Linked DNA regions of Homo sapiens: region 1 is linked to region 2. Evidence: chromatin loops called from intact Hi-C (ENCODE). Cell type or tissue: psoas muscle. All regions are shown on one strand. Links, peaks and the distances in the headings refer to the core of each region. The heading gives the core; the rest is flanking DNA. Region 1 holds the start of LOC112268194 (a long non-coding RNA gene). Region 2 has its middle 6.4 kb from the start of NOG.

Region 1 (5,383 bases), core at 141-5,140, 50 kb after region 2:
TTTATCTTGTCTCGCATCCTGCCTTAGTCTCTGTTCATCAGCTCTACTCTCTTTATATTCTTGAATGTGTCCTGCTGCTCACTGCCACAGGGACTTTGCACATACTGTTCCCTCTGCCTGGAACATACTTCTTGTTTTTATCTCATTAATTTCAACTCAACTCTTATATCTCAGAGCAATGGCACTTTCTTGGAAACTTTCCTTGACCCCCCCAAACTAGATCATTTCCTCTATTTCAAAATTTTTGTGGGAGTTAATTTCCAAAGATGATCCCCAATGAACCATACATTCCAGCATTCATGTACTTTTGTGGTTCCCCTTCCTTGAGTCTACTCTGACCTTCTTTTTTTTTTTTTTGCCAATAGAATGTGGCAGATGTAACACTGTGCAGTTTCTGAGACAGTCATGAGAAGTCTTGCATCTTCCACTTGGTTCTCTTAGAGTGCTTGCTCTTGGGACACCTCCCCTTCTAGGAATCCAGCCACCATGTTCTGAGAAGCCCATGTTACATGGAGAGGCCATGGGTAGGTGCTGTAGTCAAAAGGCCCCGCTTGAGTTCCAGCCGACAGCCAATGTCAACTGACCATGATGCTGAACTTTCATGTGCCTCCACCTCCAGCTGCTATCTGACTGCAACTGCATGACAGAGGCCAAGTCAGAACCACCCAGTTGAGCCCAGTCAGTCCATAGAGCCATGAGAGACAAAAATACATGTTTGTCTTAAACTACTAGTTTCGGGATTGTTTGTTACACAGCAACGGATACCTGAAACACATTTGCAGTATTATATTCCTTGGGGTACATCATTCCTCTCCTTCGTTGTACTCATCACAGCTGTGACTGTTTCTTGCCTAATTATTTAATTAATGATTCTCTATGGATTCTTTTCTTACTAATCTATAAGCTGTATGAGGGCAAAGACCATGTTGACCATGTATTTTGCTTTTATTTTGGGGCTTTGTTTTGGCTCATCATTGACAATTGTCACTTCATGGCCACATAAGAAATATTTGGGGAGCCTTTTTTGGTGTAAGTTTCAGGAGAGGCAGGGATTTGCCTTCCAATAAGAAAGATGGAAAGTCTTTATGTGTCAGAGAATATCTGACAGATAGGGCACAGCGTGTCCCCAGAGCTCAGCCAGTCAGATGCTCCTGCCTGGGTCTTAGAATCTGGAATCAGTGATGCAGAGAAGCAGGGAGGGCTGAGGATTCTTTTCGGTGGCCCTGGTAGCAGCGTCTGGTGTCCAGTAGTGTCAGCCTCAATGCCCTAACTGACTCATCTGAGGTATAACCTTGGCTGTGCTATGGCTGCCCAAATTCCTTTAGTTCCTGCCTATCCATTTTACAAGTTGGTTCTCCAACCTTGCTGGTGATCCTCTGGGCTACTTGATATCCCTTCAGAATTTCATTTATGTTTAAGTTAGCCAGAGTTGCTTTCTGTTGTGTCTAACTGGTGATGTTGACTAGTCACATAGTACCCAGCATGTAAGTATTCCTAAAGAAATGAATATGAATGAGTGTCAGGGGCCAAGGTGGATATCAGAGATTCCAGGATAAATAAACTTCTAATTCAGAGATGCCTATTTCTTTTTTTTTTAGATGGAGTCTTGCTCTGTTGCCCAGGCTGGAGTGCAGTGGTATGATATTGGCTCACTGCAACCTCCACCTCCTGGTTCAAGCAATTCTCCTGCCTCATCCTCCTGAGTAACTGGGATTACAGGCAAAAGCCACAAAGCCTGGCAAAGTTTTGTAGTTTTAGCAGAGATGGGGTTTCACCATGTTATGGCCAGGCTGGTCTGGAACTCCTGACCTCAAGTGATCCTTGGCCTCCCAAAGTGCTGGGATTATAGGCGTGAGCCACTGTGCCCACCCAGCCAGAGAAGCCTATGTTTTGCTAAGTTATAGATATCCATGTAGAGTAATTAGAGGTAAGTGCTGCAAGAATGATGGGCACATAATTATGGGAACCAACTATAGCTAAGAGAGGAACGGGGAGGGGATCACCTTGACTTATGTCAGTGACTGTAATTAGATAAACTGTAAATATTTATTTGTTGAATAAATTGATGAATAAATAAATGCAATATTGAAGTAATTAAATGAAAAGCTTTGGCAATTGTACAGTAGTACATAAATGGAAAGTATTATTCTTAGACTAACACGTTGAATTCTGTATTATTTATGTTGCAAATATCAGAAAACCCAAGTCAAACTAGCTTCAGTAAAAAGAGAATTGACTGGCTCATATATCAGAAAAGTCCCGGAAGTGTAATAATTTCAGGTGCTTGGGTATTGTTACCAATATCTTCTCAGCTTTGATCTTATCTGCATTGGCATTATTCTTAGGTTCTCTCTAAATGGTGGTTCCCAGACATTCAAGACTTCCTGTCTCAGGTCCAGGCTCAGAAGACACAAACAAACAAGAAACTACGTTTGGTTGTTCCAGCATAAAACCTTGGGTTTGCATTGGACAAGATTGGCTTACTTTGGGTAATATATGATGCTTGAATTGGCCAGACCTAGTTCATGAGCCTGAAGTTGTGTTAGAGTTCAGCCCTACTGCAACTACTAGTGGTTAGGATCACAGGCACTGCATGCAGTCTACCTGGATTTGTAAATCTCAGTTCTGCCATTTAAGAGCAAATTACATATTTATTTGTAAGTTATCTGAGACATCTCTCAAATGGGAATAATAATAGTACCTGTACCAAAGAGTTGGTATGAGGATTAAATGAGTTAATTATGCAAAATGCTCAGATCAGTGCCTGCCATGTGGTTAGAGCTTAATGTATGTTAGTTACCATTCTTAGCTATTACTGCATGGACTGAGAATAGTGAAGAGATGGTTTCCAAAGGAAATTCAGGGGGCTGTTACCAGAAGACGGTACGAATGAATGCTCGAAAGGCAAGAACAACAAATGTCCACTACACTTCATCCCCAAGTTCTAACAACCAACTACTGGAGGTGGGCAGCCAATAAGCTCTTGCATGAAGCCAGCTGGGATTCACAGCTGCCTGTTGGTGTCAATCTTATCCCCCAAGGTGAAGTTCCAAAGCACAGTCATGACCACCTGATCAACACCCCAGGAGGGCTGAATGTCTCTCTGGCAATCAGCCCTCATTTTTCTAGGCTTCACCTTTGTGGCAGTCTTAGAAAATCCATGGCTTGGCCAGCCTGAGTGCACATTAAACCATTTCAAAATGTTGGAAGAGGAAGTCTGCATGCTTAATGTGTAATTTAGCTGAAAGAACTGGAACAACTTTCATTTTGGTATGTTCCTCATTTTGCAAATGAACGTTATTTTCATAATGGACCATAATGGCTTGCTCAGAGTTATTCTGGTCTGTCATATTAATGTGGATTACAGTGCTTTAATAAGAGTTGACTTTTGAGTCTTTGGTCTGTGCATCCCATATACCAAATCATCAGTCATTATTCTTGTGAACTGATATCTATTTCTTATTTCATTACGTCCATGGGATGAGAAAGAACATGAATAATACATCAACAAGCCCCAAGCACGTCAATGGGTTGAAGTGACAAAGGACTGTTTTTTTTTGTTGTTGTTGTTGTTGTTGTTGTTTTTCCATTTGTTTGTTTCTTTAGAGACAGGGTCTCACTGTGTTGCCCAGGCTGGAGTGCAGAGGAGAGATCACAGATGATTCCAGTCTTGACCTCCTGGGCTCAAGTTATCCTCCCACTTCAGCCTCTTGAGTAGTTGGGACTACAAGTATGCATCACACACCTGGCTAAGCTTTTTAAATTTTTTATAGGAATGAATCTCACTATGTTGCCCAGGCTGGTCTTGAACTCCTGGGCTCAAGGAATACTCCCATTTCAGCCTCCCAAAATGCTGGGATTACAGGCATGAGCCACTGCCCCTGGCCTAGAACTGGTTTTTAAGTCCTTCCAAAATTCCAGTTGAGGAATAATTGTGTTCATTTTGTCCAATTTTATCTGGAATCTCCATGTCTTCATCATTCTTCTTGTCCCTGGAGGTAGGCTCAAGAGATGATCCAGACTTCTAATTTTGCCTAATTCAATCTGTTTCAAGATGGGGGTGCTTATGCCATAAATTAACTGGGTGAGAAGGATATTCACAGTCAAGAATTCCTGGAGAGCACGTCTGGCAGAGAATTGGTTTTAAGCTAGGTTTCTGGAAAGAAAACTTAAGCCCTTGAAACAATTTCTTCGAGGAGTGCTGGAAAATCCACAGACTGCTCTGTGCTAAGAGTCCCACAGTATTGCTTGGAGACACCTGGGTGGTGACTGTGACAATCTACAGCTACAAGGCTTCTGTGACACACTCTTTCCTTTGCCTGGCATACAGCAAGATTCAAGGCTTCCTTTGGCTTCTCGGTGTAGCATCTCATGAGTTCTAGACTCACTGTTACAGGGTAACCATTAGCTCCTGTCTCTCCCCAGCACCCAATCTCTCCTCTCCCTCTCCACTTGGAAATGCATTCCCAAGTTCCATTCATCCCTTGCTTGTCCTGTTGCTTTCTACCTCAGCCTTACCCTCTTGTAGGGCAACCATTTATTTTATATATTCTAGGCAGACTCAATATCAAATGTTACACGGCTTTGTTATAACGTGTGTCCAGCTCTATATCGATTCTTAGTTTAGAACATACGATCCCATGATTTTCCCCTCATCAACTCCATTACTGAACAGTCCTCAAATGCTGCCCCAAGGAACAGTAGACAGCACACATTCAGCAGAGCCAGAGAGACTTGGGTTCTCACCTCAGCTGGACAAACTTGCTAGCTATGCAATTTAGGGCAGGTTATATCACCTCTCTGATTCTCAGTGTCCTCATCTGCAAAATGGTCATAATCACATATACTGCAGGGGGATTCAGATGAAAATAAATAAAGCTGGGTGTGGTGGTGTGAGCCTGTAGTCCTGGCTACTTGGGAGGCTGAGGTGGGAGAATGGTTTGAGCCCAGGAGTTCAAGTCCAGCCTGGGCAACATAGCGAGATTCCATCTCTTAAAAAATCTAATTAATTAAATGAGACCATGTCAGTAACACATTTAGTGTACTGTTTGGCACACAGCAGATTTGCAGTAAATATCTGCTGTTGTTATTTGTGAAATCATTCAGGAAGATAGGAGGTAGATTTGCTTCATTTGTGGAGGACACTGGTTCCTATTCTTCTCCTTCTTTTCTAAACTTCCTTGGAGCCTTCCCTGTCTTTTTCTTTTCCTTCCGTTTTCTTCATGCTGTAGTCTCTTCCACCTTTTTCAATCCCACCCACAACTTTGAGATGATGGAAAAGGATAGAGTTGTTTATTTTGAGAGTAAATTCAACATTGACCCTCAGAAAAAAAGACCCCTGCAATACGCTCTATTACCACATAAGTGTCACATTTAAACAAAG
Region 2 (5,383 bases), core at 292-5,291:
GAGAACCCCACTGCCCTCAACTGGCCAACCATCTCAGGTTTGAGCAGAAGAGGGTTGAAGGGGTGAGGATGCTGCTGAAATCAACTCCAACACCTTTGGACTTGCTTTCTGTCCACTCCATCTGTGCAACTTGAGGGCTGCCAGGCTTCAGGAGTTTGAGGGAGGGAGGACTGTAGTTTCTTAGGAGATTCTGTAGTCAACCCATTTTGATGCTTCTGTGGTTCTGTTGAAGAGGGAGCTTGACAAAACTGGACAAAGAGGGTTGTATTTCTTGCAAAGGAAGCTGTGGGCGGAAGATGGGCCAATGGAAGTACGGCTATCAGCTTGACTCTCGCTGTGGGCGGTGCTTGGACTGTAGTGGGGCTTGGTTGGGGACTTAGGCCTCAGGAGGCTACATAGGAAGAGTTAATGAACAACATAAATGGAGGCCTGTCCCTGGGTAGCCCCATCCCAGGTTTCTGTCCCTGCAAAATTCTCTGGGCAAGGTAAATGGAAGCACTCCTTTAAACAGTCGCTGGGGCAACTCCAGGTCAAAGGCAAGAGGAGCCTGAGGGTGCTTTTATGTATCTTCTCTTATTTCTATCATGATTCGAAGAACAACTTGACAATCTTCTTGCTTCTTTGGCCCTGGAAACATAGACCTAAGGCAACTGTGGGTGACGCCTAAAGGGCATGGGGCTTGAGGTCAGAAAACTTGCAATCTACCAGCTGTGCGACCTTGGGTGAGACACTCTACCTTTCAAGGACCATGAGACGTCCTTGGAGAATGCATGAGAACTGCCATCTTTTACAGCTGGTGTCATCCCAGGCATTGAAATTCTCTACCCTCTGTTTCTGACAATCTCTTGGGACCCATAAATATAGAATCTGATGGGCTTTCTCTTAATGAGACCCCAAAATGGCATTCTTGGGCTTGACTTAAGTTAGCAAAGGGAGACCAAGTCAGCCATGAGGCTTGTCACATATCTCTCTTGACTGCCAGAAGGTGACAGTAGAGGTGGCACTGAGGTCAGAGGGTGGTGAACTCCATGTAGCCTCCTGGGTGCTGGGGAGCCCTGGCCAGTTCAGAACTCACAGTGAGGGTAGAAAGAACCCAGTTCAGCTTCACAGGGCATTATAATTGTGTGTGTGTGTGTGTCCCATTGGTGGTTAGATTCTGGTGAGAAGTAACTAAAATGGGCATGCTGGGCAAAAGAGGGAAACTAGGAGAGAAAGAGGAGGGAGAGAGTGGGAAATCACTCTAAAACGTGGTCTGGGGTGGGAACGTGGGCAAATACATGTGAAATACATTTCCCAAAATAGAGACGAAGTTTAAGACCAAAGGAGGAAAGGAGCTTCAGCGAGCTTATTCCAGCCCCGACAGCCCCTTCCCTTCCTCAGTCTGGCTCCTGCTCCGCCTGTAGCCCCCTCCCCATCTGGCTCCGCACTGGGGAAGGGGAGACGTCTCTGGAGCCCGGTGGCTCATTCATCTCCTGATAAACTGTTTATCTGAGTTTTAACGAGGGCGCCTCTCTCCAGCCCTGGAGACAGAAGCCTCGGCATGTTTAGCCTGCCCTGATGTGGGGGGCCTGGGGGTGGGTGGGGGCGACGCCAGCAGGCATATCTTCTCCGCTTTCCTGCCCTCAGCTCTCCTGGGCTTCACATTGCATTTCCTTGGCTGAAGTCTGGGTCTAGGATGGACCCAACGTTTTCCTATGGAAAGGAAATCCTTGTACAATCCTTCTCTCTCTAGCCACTGCTTCACACACACACACACACACACACACACACACACACATTCTAAATAAAATTTAAAGACCAACAACACTTGGTTCTGAGTTAACGGACTTTTACCATATGTGACCCAGTATTTCAAAAGGGGAATGAATGGAATACTACAGATACAGTATTGCTAGTGTGGGACAAGAATCTCCAAAATGATGGGGGGGCTATGATGTGAACGGATAACTGTCATCGAATAGAAACACAAACTCTAAATGCTCTAGGACTTGCTTCCCGCTCCCCACCATACACTGTCATAGGTTTGCACAGGCACACAATTTTCAGATATTGAAAGCCTACCTGTACTGAAGAGCCTACCTTCCCGACCCCAATACATATGTAGTTATTCAATACAAACACATGAGTGCACGTGCACACACATGCATATACACACATATCACACACACTCGCTATGCACTGCTCCCCAACAACACACCACACATACCACACACACAGACATACACACCACACCACACACACACCACACACCACACACACCACACGCACACACACACCACACCACACACACCACACGTGCACACACACACACACACAAACCACACACATACCCATACTTCTGCCTCTTCTGTTCCTATCTAGGCTTAAAGGTTTCTGAAGGCAGTTCCCTTTAGCGACCTGCCATGGGAAATTGATACACTGCCTCCTCCTGCCAAAAACACACAAACACCCATCTCAGTGTACACTTGCATTTCCCCCACATCCTCTCATCCCACTGCCTCAGATAGATGTGTATTGAGATAATAAGGTCTAGTCTCCCTTATCCCGTCAAAGGCTCAAGATAACAAGCAGACAGAAGCTCAATGGAGTGAAAAATAAGGTGAAAAATGACCCCATTTCAGGTGGGTGGGATGAATCACGGGTTCCAGCTACCGAATCCACCTAACACAAAACCTTCACGTCTCTGACTTTTTTCCTAGCCCCTACTCCGTCTCCTCACCATTCAAGTCATGGTGCAGCCTTGGATATGACTTGCTGTGACCACCTACTGTCATCCATCAGTCTTTTTCATTTATCTCATCACCAGGCATGTACCCCAATTATAGACACATTGCTCAACAAGAGAGAAGATGGAGTCTCATCTCTTGAGGAGGTCACAGATGATTGGGGAAAAAAATAAAGATTACAATTCAGGATGTCAGCTGCCATGAAGAGGCATAGAAATGTTGGGCTGGGGGATCCGAAACGGCTCCCTAAAAGATTTGATGTCCAAGTTGATTTTTTAATTTCTTTTTTTTTTTTTTTTCCAGAAAGAGTCTCATTCTGTCATCCAGGCTGGAGTGCAGTGGCATCATTCTCGGCTCACTGCAGCCTCTGCTGTCCAGGTTCAGGTGATTCTCCTGCCTCAGCCTCCCAAGTAGCTGGGATTACAGGCATGCGCCACCACGTCTGGCTAATTTTTGTATTTTTGGTAGAGACAGGGTTTCACCATGTTGGCCAGGTTGGTCTCGAACTCCTAACCTCAAGAGATCCTCCTGCCTCAGCCTCCTAAAGTGCTGGGATTACAGGCTTGAGCCACCATGCCTGGCTTGATGTCCAGGTTGAAAGACCTGAAAAATCAAGAGGTGGTTACAGAACAAATGGGTGAGGAGAGGCCACTGACTGGATGACATTTGGGGTAGTGGGGAGGAGGTGTGACATAATCCAAATTCTGGGGGTGGGTTGGCAGTGCCCAGAGTTAGGGCTTGAGGAATAGACTGGAAGACCAGAGGCCTTGCATGGTGGACCACTGAAGGGTCTTAAGCTGTTTTAAATAGGATTTGAATTTAGACTTGACCTTAGAAATATTTGAAACAAACCTTAGAAACCATCTAAATATGGCGATTATAGGTCTTAAATATTTCAAGACAGTCCCTATTAAGAAGTGGCTGGGCGCGGTGGCTCACGCCTGTAATCCCAGCACTTTGGGAGGCCGAGGTGGGCGGATCACGAGGTCAGGAGATCGAGACCATCCTGGCCAACATCGTGAAACCCTGTCTCTACTAAAAATACAAAAAATTAGCCGGGTGTGGTGGTGGGCACCTGTGGTCCCAGCTACTCGGGAGGCTGAGGCAGGAGAATGGCGTGAACCTGGGAGGTGGAGCTTGCAGTGAGCCGAGATCACACCACTGAACTCTAGCCTGGGTGACAGAGCGAGACTCTGTCAAAAAAAAAAAAAAAAAAAAAAGAAAAAAAGAAAAAAAAGAAAAAAAAAGAAGTGAAAACAAAAATTCATTATGTGTTACATCAAGTTTGAAATCTAGGATTTCAACTCTAGAGCCCTTGATTTTAGTCTCTATGCAGGGATTATTTTACGTACGAGGAAATATGTCAAAAAATGTTTGTAAGTCATTAATTGTAATGATTATCCTTAAAGAATGGGGTTATTACCCTTAAAGTGTGAGGTGACGAAGAGAGAGAAGCTCACTTTTTACTTTATGTAAATCTGATTTAAAAAAAGATGGCAATCAGTATTTTTGTATTTAAGGAAAAAATCAGTAAAAGATTAAAGTCAGTGAATTTAGAAGAAACAATTTGCCCCAAAGTTACTATTAGGCACTAGTAAAACTGAAAATGGTGCTTAAAGTTCTAAATGTTAAAAAGATTTTTGAAGCCAGCAGCAGGCTGCAGGGTAGGCACGATTCTTATTCTTAGGTGATCTTCATTTTTTGTTGAGTTAAATGGTGCAGTGCTCACCTATGATGGTAAAGTGAAGAAGCACATTTGTGGAACTTTCGTATGCATATGTGCGTGTGCATGTGTGTGTGCGTGTGCGCACACATATAAGTAAGTGACAGACACTGTTTCATGACACTTTGATTTCCTGTCTCAGGCATCTACAGAGAAATCAGATTGCTTTCCAAATAAAGTGAAAACCCACTGCTGGGCTGGGAAATAAAACTAAAATGAACCAAAAACCACTCTCATGCTTGATTGAAAAACATCTATGCAGTCTGGAATGAGTTTGGTGTGGAAGCAAATGATTGGAAATAAGTTACCTAAGTTGAGGGTTTGGAGGATGAGGTCCCTAAATAAGTACCAAAGGAACTTATCCTTTGGTAAAATGGGGAGGTAGGGACAACTACCTGCCCATTTTATAGATAGAGAGATTGAGGGCCAGAGAAATGAGGGGGTGTCTCAATGCTCTGCTCTTGACTCAAGGTTCATCTATGGAGGCAGAGAGAGGCTTGTTAGCTCAGAGCCGTGAGCCCAAAGCGGGCTTCTTAATGCATCTGATGTCTTGCTTTGAATCCACGTTTGACTCCGGAGATCATCAGTACCAGCAGGCAAGGGAGGTTTACTTGTGGGCAGTGACTTTTGGCAACCTGGTTGAGTAGAAGAGAGGGCTCGTTTCATCTTCCTTCCACTCCCCCGACCCCATCCTCATCCCCACCTCCCATAATGGAGCATGACTGTAGTAAAACAAGGCTTTTGATCAAGCTTCTCCACCTCACTCTTAAGACAAACAATGTCTCTGAAACCCCCAACTGTTTTTTTATTTTTCTTATAGCTAAGGTTTCATCTTAGTGTCTTTACTCAGCTTCATTTAAAAATGCCCTCAATTAAGGAAAAAAAAATTGCTTTTTTATTTTAATTCACAAAACATACCTACAACATATGAAAG

What was found. A loop is a pair of places that touch in the nucleus more often than their neighbours do. Peaks named below come from ENCODE experiments on the same cell type or tissue, not always from the same donor. Only the 100,000 strongest peaks of a DNase experiment are listed, where the experiment ranks them.
Region 1: a loop joins it to region 2, with 5 times the contacts of the local background. A loop is called at or near these places in 2 of 110 quality-filtered maps.

Annotation. Positions count from the first base shown.
Region 1 is chr17:56,534,797-56,540,179 of GRCh38, reverse strand. It overlaps LOC112268194 (a long non-coding RNA gene), which reads left to right and starts at 1,241. Exons shown (of 3, transcript XR_002958121.1): 1 at 1,241-1,484; 2 at 2,346-2,489. In psoas muscle, for the core only: no CTCF peak of the experiment used is centred there; no DNase peak of the experiment used is centred there.
Region 2 is chr17:56,584,610-56,589,992 of GRCh38, reverse strand. No RefSeq gene overlaps it. Among named protein-coding and RNA genes, the nearest start is that of NOG, 6.4 kb to the left of the region's middle. In psoas muscle, for the core only: no CTCF peak of the experiment used is centred there; no DNase peak of the experiment used is centred there; H3K27me3 peaks cover 585 bases.